2 separate regions of the Homo sapiens genome follow, and region 2 is linked to region 1. A link is a loop called in an ENCODE intact Hi-C map of the cell type or tissue named here. Cell type or tissue: heart left ventricle. All regions are shown on one strand. Links, peaks and the distances in the headings refer to the core of each region. The heading gives the core; the rest is flanking DNA.

Region 1 (5,376 bases), core at 80-5,079:
TGGAGTACTCAGGGCAAAGAGCACTAAAATGTCATTCAAGGGGGTTGCATGCTGTGTTTGTTTTTTGGGCTGCTGTTACAAATTACCACAAACCGAGGGGCTTAAAACAAATTTATCCTCTCATAGTTTGGGAGGCCAGAATTCTGAAATTAAGGTGTCAGCCAGGCTGGGCTCCCTCCAAAGGTTCTGGGGAGAATCCCTCCTGGACTCCTCCAGCTTCTGGTGGTTCTTTCTTTTTTTGAGACGGAGTCTCGCTCTGTCACCCTCACCCAGGCTGGAGTGCAGTGGTGTAATCTCGGCTCACTGCAACCTCTGCCTCCCGGGTTCAAGCGATTCTCCTGTCTCAGCCTCCCGAATAGCTGGGATTACAGGCGCCCACCACCACGCCCGGCTAATTTTTGTAATTTTAGTAGAGATGGGGTTTCGCCATATTGGCCAGGCTGGTCTCGAACTCTTCTGGTAGTTCTTCACATCCTTTGGCTTATGGCCGCCTCCCTCCAGCCTCTCCCTCTGTCTCCATACGGCCTCTGCTCTGTGTCTCCGTCTTGCAAGTCTCCCTCTGCCCTTCCCTTACAAGGACATCTGCCATTGGATTTAGGACAGTCCTACCCTCAGTCCAGGATGATCTCATCTCCAGATCCTTCATTTAATTACATTTGCAAAGACCCTTTTTCCAAATAAGGTCACATTCATAGGTGCCAAGGCTTAGGACCTGGACACGCCTTTTCGGGGGATACAATTCAACCCACTATAGGAATCACATATTTCATACCCACCTGTTGCCCTCTGGCTTCTCCCCCTTCATCTCTCCTGAGGCAACTCCCCAGCTTCCTTTTGGAGCAATCATCTCTCACCCATTAAATATGTCTTGGTGTACCTTTTTTTTTTTTTTTTTTTTGAGACAAGGTCTCACTCTATCACCCAGGCTGGAGTGCAGTGGCACGGTCTTGGCTCACTGAAGCCTCCACCTCCTGGGTTCAACCGATCTTCCCACCTCAGCCTCTCAAGTAACTGGGGTTACAGGCACACACCACCACGCCCAGCTAATTTTTGTATTTTTAGTAGAGACGAGATTTCGCCATGTTGCCCAGGCTGGTCTCGAACTCCCAGACTCAAGCGATCCACCTGCCTCAACTTCCTAAAGTGCTGGGATTACAGGCGTGTGCCACTGCACCTACCCTAACTTTCTTAAAATGTGTGGCCCTCTCCTGACATAGAGGTCGGTACCCAACCCACACTGAGCCACAGTCTGTCTCTCCCAGGACACTGAATCTTGGGTGGATTGACTAAATAGATGGCTGGAACCCGTTCAGTCCAGCCAGCAGCCCCACCCTGCAGAAACTGTCCATTGGTTCTGCGTTCTCCACCTGCAGACCTGCCCCATTCTCTTCTGAGCCTGCTTCTCCAGGCTTCTCTTCAATTCTGTGAACTATCTGACATCCCTGCAACAAATTCCTTCCCTGCCTACATTAGTCAGAGTTGGCTTCTGTTGTTTACGCTCAAGATACCCAACCGATGGATTCTAGGACAACGGAATTCAAGAACGAATTGGGCTCCTGTCCTAACTGTCAGCCTTTGTCCCACAGCCACAAATCATTTAACTGGGTCCTGTTGTTCTATAAAACCATGTGCTTGGTGGCATGAGGGCTTTGGGAGGCAGCGGGAGTGATGCAGCTCACCTCCCCACAATAGGCAGGCTCAACTGGTGGGAAGTCAACTTCCCACCTTTCGTCTTGCGATGGGTCTACCTCCAACCCACTGAAACCAAAGTGGGCTCCGTCTCATTCTGGCCTAGGCAGAACAGGGCCCACAGCGCCCTCCCCTTATAACCACGACTTCCTTCTCTTCCAGGGCACATTCAGAAGAGACAGGCATCTCCCTTGTGCAGGGCGGCTCCGTGGCCTGCCCGTCACCACCTGTCTGGGCTCCCTCCCCTTGAGTGATGACTTCTCCCCAGCAGCTGACACCTGAGCTGGAGAGGGTGAAGAGCTGCCATTCTCCAGAAATAGACAGTGACACAGCGGATGTTAGATTGAGATTAATCTCTTGCACCGGACCGGCCCCTTGCCAACAAACAGGCCTGCAGCCAGAGGATCTCTCAGGCCCTTTCCCCTGATCTGGCCTCCTGGGAACTGCGTAACTCAGATTAACAACAGGCTCTGGTAAGCGCTTTTTGTCATTAAAAATATTTTTTTGTTTTCTTATCTCCACATATTAGGCAAAGCTCACATATATACTGAGACAATAAAAATAATCAAAAACAAGGGAGAATTAAAAAAAAAGTTAACACTTGGCTTATACCTTTTCTAGATTGTGTGTGTTTGTGTGTGTGTGTGTGTGTGTGTGTGTGTGTACATAAATCTACCAAGCAGAAATGCACTCCACCACTCTGTCGGATAACCATACTGGGAACATCTTTCCATTCAACAAATATATCATTTTCAATGGCTGCAAGGCATTTTATTGTGTAGATGAGCCATGATTTACTTACCCAACCCCAGGATCTTTCCAGTTTTCTCTCTTAGAACTAATGCTGCTATGAACAGCCTTGCACACTTTTTTTTTTTTTTTTGTCTGAGACAGAGTCCTGCTCTGTCGCCCAGGCTGGAGTATAGTGGTGGTGGGATCTCGGCTCACTGCAACCTCCGCCTCCTGGGTTCAAGCAATTCTCCCGCCTCAGCCTCCTGAGCAGCTGGAATTACAGGCACTTGCCACCATGCCTGGCTAATTTTTGTATTTTTAGTAGAGATGGGGTTTCACCATGTTGGCCAGGCTGGTCTTGAACTCCTGACCTCATGATCCACCCACCTCGGCCTCCGAAAGTGCTGGGATTTCAGGCCTGAGCCACCGTGACTGGCTGAACACATTCTTAATTATTTCCCTAAGATACATTCCCACAAGTTGAAGGTTGTGGGTGAGTCCTTGAACTTGCGCCAACACTGGATTTTGTCACTCTTTCATCTTTATCAATCTGATAAGCCATGAAAGGGTATATTGTTGATTTAGTTTGCATTTATCTGATTATTAGGAGAGCTGAACATTGTATTACGTGCTCACTGGAAATTTGGATGTGTCCTTCTGTGAACTGCCTGCCCAGGAGCTATGACATGAGCTTTGCAAGTCTTCCCAAGGTGAGAGGCCGTCGTGCGAAGGGGGGATTGGAGAGAAGTATGGTCGATCCAGCCCACCCAACCTCATCCATTTCCACAACCTTCAACTTGTGGGAATATGTCTTAGGGAAATCATGAAGAATGTGGGCAAGGCTGTTCACAGCAGCATTGCTTCTAGGAGAGAAAACTGGAAACCTCCCGGGCTGAGTGGGGCTGAGTAAGTAAATCGTGGCTCATCTACACAGTAAAATACCCTGCAGCCATTACTGCAGCTACAACTTCCAGAGAAGGCAGATTCTTCCTCCCATGGCCTAGAGGAAGGACAAACATGGAAGGTTCTCCAGGGACCACTGGGCATTGGTCCCTCTGCTCCTGGCAAGAGCTTACTACTCCCCATCACTCTCTTCTGCCTTCCCCTCCCTGGCTAAGAGAGCCCAGCCTATGCTGGTAGAACAGCTTCCCCTGCCCTCCTTGCCAGCCTCCAGGAACTCCAAACCCAAAGGCCCAAGAAATAACAGTAGCTTTTTGGCCTTTCACGCCCACAGCCAGCCTTGGTTTCACAGCATCATAGAAGATCTGAAGTCACCTTTGATATCTCTCATTTCCCCTCCCTCCCCACCCCTCTCCTTTATTTTACAGATGAGAGGCCCAGAGAACTTGGGCAATTTGTCTAAGGCCACTTGGAGTCTGGACTGGAACCCAGGTCTCCTGACTCCCTGTGTAGTGCTCTTCCCAGGCACCAGGTCCTTAATTCACCCTGAGCATCTGGGGAAGCTGCACGTGCTACAGTCGCTGCTGCAGCCGCTTCAAGCCGCAGAGAAATGTTCTTCGTAAGGAGGCAGCCGAGAAGGGACTGCAGGGCTTGCTTCTCTCCTGGGGACAGGGGTGCCAGGAACACCAGCTTTAATTTCTGATAGTGCTGACCTGTGTTCTCCACCACCACTTTCATTAAATATCGACAGTTGCATACAGGGAAAATTCCCAATTAAACTCCCGTCTCGTCTCCACCGCAGACACTTCGTCTGATTGAGTAATAAGCTGATTTTGCTAAGAGGAAGCTACATCTGCAGCTTCGGGTCAAGGGCTCACCCTGGCTTGTCCTGGCTCCACAGAGTGTGTCCTGTAGAAGGGGCAGTGCAGTAAAAGGGACCCTGCACCAGGGGTGTGACCTGTGTCTGAATCCCACATGCTAGCCTGAGTCCCACCCCTCATCTTAAAACACTGACATAAGTCGCACACATAAGCGAGGAAAACCGACTGACTGTTCATGTGATTTTTGTAATCTGTCCTTCCCCTGGTAAGAAAGGAGCAGAGAATGATCATAGTGTTTTTTTTGTTTTTTGTTTTTTGTTTTTAGACAGAGTCTCACTCTGTCGCCCAGGCTGGAGTACAGTGGCGTGACCGGCTGGCTCACTGTAACCTCCGCCTCTCGGGTTCAAGCGATTCTCCTGCCTCAGCCTCCCGAGTAGCTGGAATTACAGGCAGTTGCCACCATGCCTGGCTAATTTTTGTATTTTTAGTAGAGATGGGGTTTCACCATGTTAGCCAGGCTGGTCTTGAACTCCTGACCTCAAGTGATCCGCCTGCCTCAGCCTCCCAAAGTGCTGGGATTACAGGCGTGAGCCACTGCGCCCAGCCTTATAGAAAATTATACTCTTGGGAAAAAAGCATGAGTTTCCACTATCCCCACTGATGTCACCATCACCCCTGTCATCTCAACCATCACTGCCACTGCTGCTCCCACCACCTCCCCATGTCCACCTCCACCCCCACCCGCTCCATCATCCAAAATAAACACTTCCTATGAGTTGAGCCCCAGGCTGAGTACTAGGGATACTAACCTGTGTCTGGTGACTATGGGTGATTTGGTTAGAGAGAACCTTCTGGTTAGGCAGTGTGAGGAAATCTAGGAATGGTCCATGAGTCTGGTACCTCCCATAGCCTGTCATGGTGCTCAGAGCTCCACACGGCCTCTGGATGGTCAGGCACCCACTGTGGCTCCCTCCCAGGCCTGCCATTCTAAAGCACCCACTGTCCCAAGTTCATCTGTAATGGTGGGCTCGCCGGCACGCTAGAAAAAGAGATGTGCTGTGTGTCTCAGGATACGCAGGGGTGTGTGTGTCCCCTCCCATGACACTGTCAAGCAGGCATCCTATTGGGAAGTAATATTTCTAGAAACTCCTGCTATTTATCAGGAACTACGATGAGTACTTCCCGGTTACCATTTAACGTAACCCTCTTGCCCAACAACCCTTCAGGGCAATGG
Region 2 (5,376 bases), core at 307-5,306, 120 kb after region 1:
ATTGGCTAATCTTTTGGGGGGAAATTATATTTCTCTTTTATTATAATACTTCAAAATAAACAGACAAAAATATTAAACGTAAGTACAATACCATAAGGAAAACATAGGTGAATATTTATGTGATCTTGAGGAAGAGTTTGTGAGTGTGATGTCAAAGAGAAAACAAGTTTAAGAAGTTTGACTACTGATAGCTTGGTCATTTGCAAAAGAAAGATGTAGGCCGGGTGCGGTGGCTCATGCCTTTGGGTGGCTCATGCCTTTGGGTGGCTCATGCCTTTGGGTGGCTCATGCCTTTGGGTGGCTCATGCCTTTGGGTGGCTCAGCACTTTGGGTGGCTCAGCACTTCGGGAGGCCGAGGCGGGTGGATCACAAGGTCAGGAGATTGAGACCATCCTGGCTAACATGGTGAAACCCTGTCTCTACTAAAAAATACAAAAAAATTAGCCGGGTGTGGTGGTGGGCACCTGTAGTCCCAGCTACTTGGGAGGCTGAGGCAGGAGAATGGCGTGAGCCCAGGAGGCAGAGCTTGCCGTGAGCCGAGATCGTGCCACTGTACTCCAGCCTGGGCGACAGAGCAAGACTCCGTCTCAAAAAAAAAAAATGCCAGCAGCATTTAGGCCAAAGAATACATTCTTAAGGTATGAACAGTGCTTATAAGAGGGAATGCCATGTGACCATTACAAAAACGGTCACAAAAGAAGACAAATGGATGAAACAACTCGCTCCACAAATCAAAGAAGTGTAAATAAAACCAGAAGACTGAAATCACTTATTTAAAAGATTTTTATTAAGAATTTGGACTATTACAATAACAGCCTGATTGAATGTTACATCTAAACTCAAAAGTACTTCTTTTTTTTGTCTCCCAGGCTGGAGTGCAATGGTTCAGTCTCGGCTCACTGCAATCTCTGCCTCCTGGGTTCAAGTGATTCTCCCGCCTCAGCCTCCCCAGTAGCTGGGATTACAGGTGTGCACCACCATGCCTGGCTAATTTTTTTTTTTGTATTTTCAGTAGAGACGGGGTCTCACCATGTTGGCCAGGCTGATCTTGAACTCCTGACTCAGGTGATCCACCCGTCTCAGCCTCCGAAAGTGCTGGGATTACAGGCGTGAGCCACCGTGCCTGGCCAACTCTAAAGTATTTTTAAAGAAATGGCAGGCTGGGCACAGTGGCTCATGCCTGTGATCCCAGCACTTTGCAAGGCTGAGGTGGGAGGACTGCTTGAACCCAGGAGTTTAAGAGCAGCCTGGGCAATGTAGTGAGACCTTGTCTCTACAAATATATATATATATATAAAAATAAAATGAGATGTCATCTCTATAAATACAAAGGAGAGAGAGAGAAAAAAACAGAGAGAGATAGAAAGAAAGAAATTCTGTTTAAAAAAGAAATGCCCACTTTGGGAGGCCAAGGCAGGCGGATCACCTGAGGTCAGGAGTTCGAGACTAGCCTGGCCAACATGGTGAAATGCCATCTCTACTAAAAATATAAAAATTAGCTGGGCGTGGTGGTGCACACCTGTAATCCCAGCTACTTGGGAGGCTGAGACAGGAGAATCGCTTGAACCCAGGAGGCGGAGGTTGTAGTGAGCCGAAATTGTACCATTGCACTCCAGCCTGGGTGACAAGAGTGAAACTCCATCTCAAAGAAAAGACAAAAGAAATGCCATCCTGTAATGTGTGCAATCTAGCGAGTTATTAGACATGAATGCAAAGATAAAAGTTATTCATAGTTAGTGATTTCATATAAATAAGCATTGCTTACGTTTATTTGTTCTCAAAAATTAAGAACCCCAAGTGACAGTTGATTTATCAAATCATCTTCTCCTAGGAAATAGAAACTTCAGCCTAGCTTTTTTTTTTTTTTTAAGACAGAGTCTCACTTTGCCACTCAGGCTGGAGTGCAGTGGCATGATCTCAGCTCCCTGCAACCTCCGCCCCCCGAGTTCAAGTGATTCTCCTGCCTCAGCCTCCCGAGTAGTTGGGGTTACAGGCACCTGCCACTGTGCCAGGCTAATTTTTGTATTTTTAGTAGAGACGGGGTTTCACCATCTTGGCCAGGCTGGTCTTGAACTCCTGACCTCGTGATCCACCCACCTCCACCTCCCAAAGTGCTGGGATTATAGGTGTGAGCCACCGCGCCCAGCCCTGCCTAGCTTTTTTAAAATAATCACAACAACAACAAATTTCAAAGTAAGTGGATCGTTTGCTGCCGCATTTGGAAACTTCCACTGAGCCGTGTTTGGCTGAGGCTGGGTGTGGCAGGAAAGGGTGTTTATGTGAGCACGCTGGTACACCACTCCAGAACTGAACCTGCAAGCTAGGTTGTGGGTATTGGTTTATGATGGCAAATTCGTCACTCTACACTTGTAGAAACAATTGTGTGTCTGCACATATGTGCATCCCTGTATGTGTGTGTGTATGCGTGTGTGCGTGCATATGTATGCCTGTGCATACATATGTCTTGGGGAAAAGAGGATTGGAAAGTGAAGGCATCCATGATTTGAATTTCAGGAGGAAGGGGAAAAGACATGAGATGCTGGCTGGAAACTCGGCAGCTGGCCTAGTAGGAACTCTTCACCCAGGGAATCCTTCAGCCAAGATACTAAGAGGGACAATTGGGGATCTCTTGTTAAAGTTCAGCTTTCCCATGGAGCAAAAAGAATGCTAGGGCGGTGAGACAAAAGACATGCATCTTAATCCTGACTATCATTCATAAAACGCCTTTTGTCCATTCAGAGCGATTTTAGTACTTGGCTCTGTGGGCCAAGGGTAGAAAAGAACAAGAAGGAATTTTTATAAAGTTACGCTTTCAATGAACTGAGCTTTCTATGAAAGAATTCAATCTAATTTCATTGAGCACTTGATTTTTTTTTTTTAAAGCAAGGATTGTTTTAAGTTAGATACACCAAATAAGTAAGTGATTGTACTAAACCGCTCCAGAAAACGTTTTTAAAATTGATGATTTGTTAACTAAGTTCAAACCAGGTGAGGAAGAAATAAAATGGGAAGCTTAGTAAGTTTTTTAATAAGGACTACTTGTCTGGCAAAGGGATATTTCCCATTGAGCTCAATAAATACACAGTAAGCGTTTGCCTACACCACAAGTCATACATTTTTGTAGGAGCCAATCACCAACCCTCACCTCTACCCCTACTCCAGCAAAAGGCCACATGGAGAGGCAAACCATTTGCATGCATGGAAATATTCGGTTATTGCTAACTGGTAAACCCCTCGCTGTACACCCCCAGATTAAAAAAATGTGTAGGTAGCTCATCCAAAGCCATCTCTACTGGATTAGGACTCTAGAATAAAAGAGCAGGCTCATAGAACAAGTGAACTAACTTCAGAGGCTTCCTCTAGGCATCAAAGAAGCTATAATCAAATATTTATTAGCTGTGCCTCTGGCTGGGCTGTCTAAGCAGTGGGGAGAATAAGGTATCTTAAGGCAAGGAATGGATTGCTGATATAAGTGCTGTCTAAGCAGTGGGGAGAATAAGGTATCTTAAGGCAAGGAATGGATTGCTAATGTAAGTGCTGCCTAGAGACAAACAAACATCTGCTCTTTCATTACACAAAGAAATTTCCAAGCACCTCCCTCCCCCTCGCTCCTGGGATGTGTATGCTTGTTTATTTTGCAACTGTATTTAGTCATGGAATTTCCAGAACCACTGGAGTTTAGGGAAGAAGCCCATGGCCAGTGAGTCACATTTTTAATGCACAAAGAGGGTTGTTTGGTGATTTTTGGAGATGATAATTGAGCATGGTCATGACTAGTTTGGGTCACTGCAACAGAAGTTGAAGAAGAGGATACTGCTGTTATCTGCTCTATCTCTCATTGTAGAATTCAGCCTGGTAGTCCACTCCAATTCCCTGCTCCAGCAGAAACCTTTTTTTTTCTTTGAGACGGAGTCCTGCTCTGTCACCAGGTTGGAGTGCAGTGGTGTGATCTTGGCTCACTGCAACCCCCACCTCCCATGTTCAAGCGATTCTCCTGCCTCAGCCTCCCAAGTAGCTGGGACTACAGGCATGCAACCCCATGCCCAGCTAATTTTTGTATTTTTAGTAGAGATGGGATTTCACCACGTTGGCCAGGATGGTCTCGATCTCTTGACCTTCTGATCCGCCCGCCTTGGCCTCCTAAAGTGCTGGGGTTACAGGCGTGAGCCACCACACCTGGCCCAGAAACCTTTCTCATTGGCATGACACATCATTTGTCCAAATGTTAATGCGGAAAAGCCAGGGCCAAGGGCAGTTCATTAGTTTGGCTCTTTTTTTTTTGGAGATTGGGTTTCGGCTGGAGTGCAGTGATGCGATCTCAGCTTACTGTAACCCCTGCTTCCTGGATTCAAGCAATTTTCCTGCCTCAGCCTCCTGAGTAGCTAGGATTATAGGTGCCCACCACCACACCAGGCTAATTTTTGTATTTTTAGTAGAGACAGAGTTTCACCGTGTTGGCCAGGCTGGTCTCAAATTCCTGACCTCAAATTCCTGACCTCAAATGATCCACCCACCTTGGCCTCTCAAAGTGTTGGGATTACAGGCGTGAACCACTGCACCCAGCTAGTTTGGCTCTTGGTGTACTAAGTGTTCTGTTGGTGTCTTGGCATCCCTAAGCATATTACTGACCCTCCCCTGTAGACAGTAATCTCAACTGTAAAGTAAGAGGTAAAACTCCATGTAATCTACGAGGTCTGTGGTCAGAGCCTGTGGTTCTAATTGTCCAAGTGAACAGCAGTCTTAAAATTAAATGGAGAGAGAGTTTGCTTTTAAAAAGATGGAAGTTGGGTGTGGTGGTGAGCACTTGTAGTCCCCGCTACTTTGGAGACTGAGACGGGAGGATCGCTTGAGCCCAGGAGTTTGAGGTTATAGTGAGCTATGATTGTGCCTCTGTACTCTAGCCTCAGCAACAGAGGGAGAGCCTGTCTCTTAAGAAAAATTAATTTGAAAAGGTAGAGAAAAAAATAAAAAAATAAAAAGATGGAGACCCCGCTTTTGCATCGGGTCTGCAAAGGGGTGTGTTTAGAAATCTTTCCTGTTGACTCTAATTTAGAGTTTTTAGGTCCAGATGAATATATTAATTCATCATATGAAATGACACCAGGAAGAATCTGGTTCCTTATTGAAAAGGAAAGATGTACGTCCCCTGTCCAGGCCACCTCGATGGGGCCCCAGGGAGGGGCTGGCTGCTCTACCTTTTAATGTTTTCATTTTCCTTTGCTTTGCAACGGAGATAACCAGGGTGTTGATGTGTCAGAAGTGCTGCAAGGAGAATGGTTTGGTTTCTGGCACCACAGTAAGCCACAAAAAGGACCAAAAATAAAACAAAAATTTCCAAAAGAAATGGAAAAGAAAATAATCCGAATGTAGCCGACA

What was found. Peaks named below come from ENCODE experiments on the same cell type or tissue, not always from the same donor. Only the 100,000 strongest peaks of a DNase experiment are listed, where the experiment ranks them.
Region 2: a loop joins it to region 1, with 2.0 times the contacts of the local background. A loop is called at or near these places in 1 of 110 quality-filtered maps.

Annotation. Positions count from the first base shown.
Region 1 is chr1:13,485,711-13,491,086 of GRCh38, forward strand. All of the region lies in intron 1 of LRRC38 (leucine rich repeat containing 38), which reads right to left. It overlaps LOC102724856 (a long non-coding RNA gene), which reads left to right and starts at 1,861. Exons shown (of 3, transcript XR_426659.4): 1 at 1,861-2,162; 2 at 3,029-3,131. In heart left ventricle, for the core only: no CTCF peak of the experiment used is centred there; a DNase peak (open chromatin) is centred at 2,051; H3K27ac peaks cover 210 bases.
Region 2 is chr1:13,601,739-13,607,114 of GRCh38, forward strand. All of the region lies in intron 1 of PDPN (podoplanin), which reads left to right. Among named protein-coding and RNA genes, the nearest start is that of PDPN, 21 kb to the left of the region's middle. In heart left ventricle, for the core only: no CTCF peak of the experiment used is centred there; no DNase peak of the experiment used is centred there.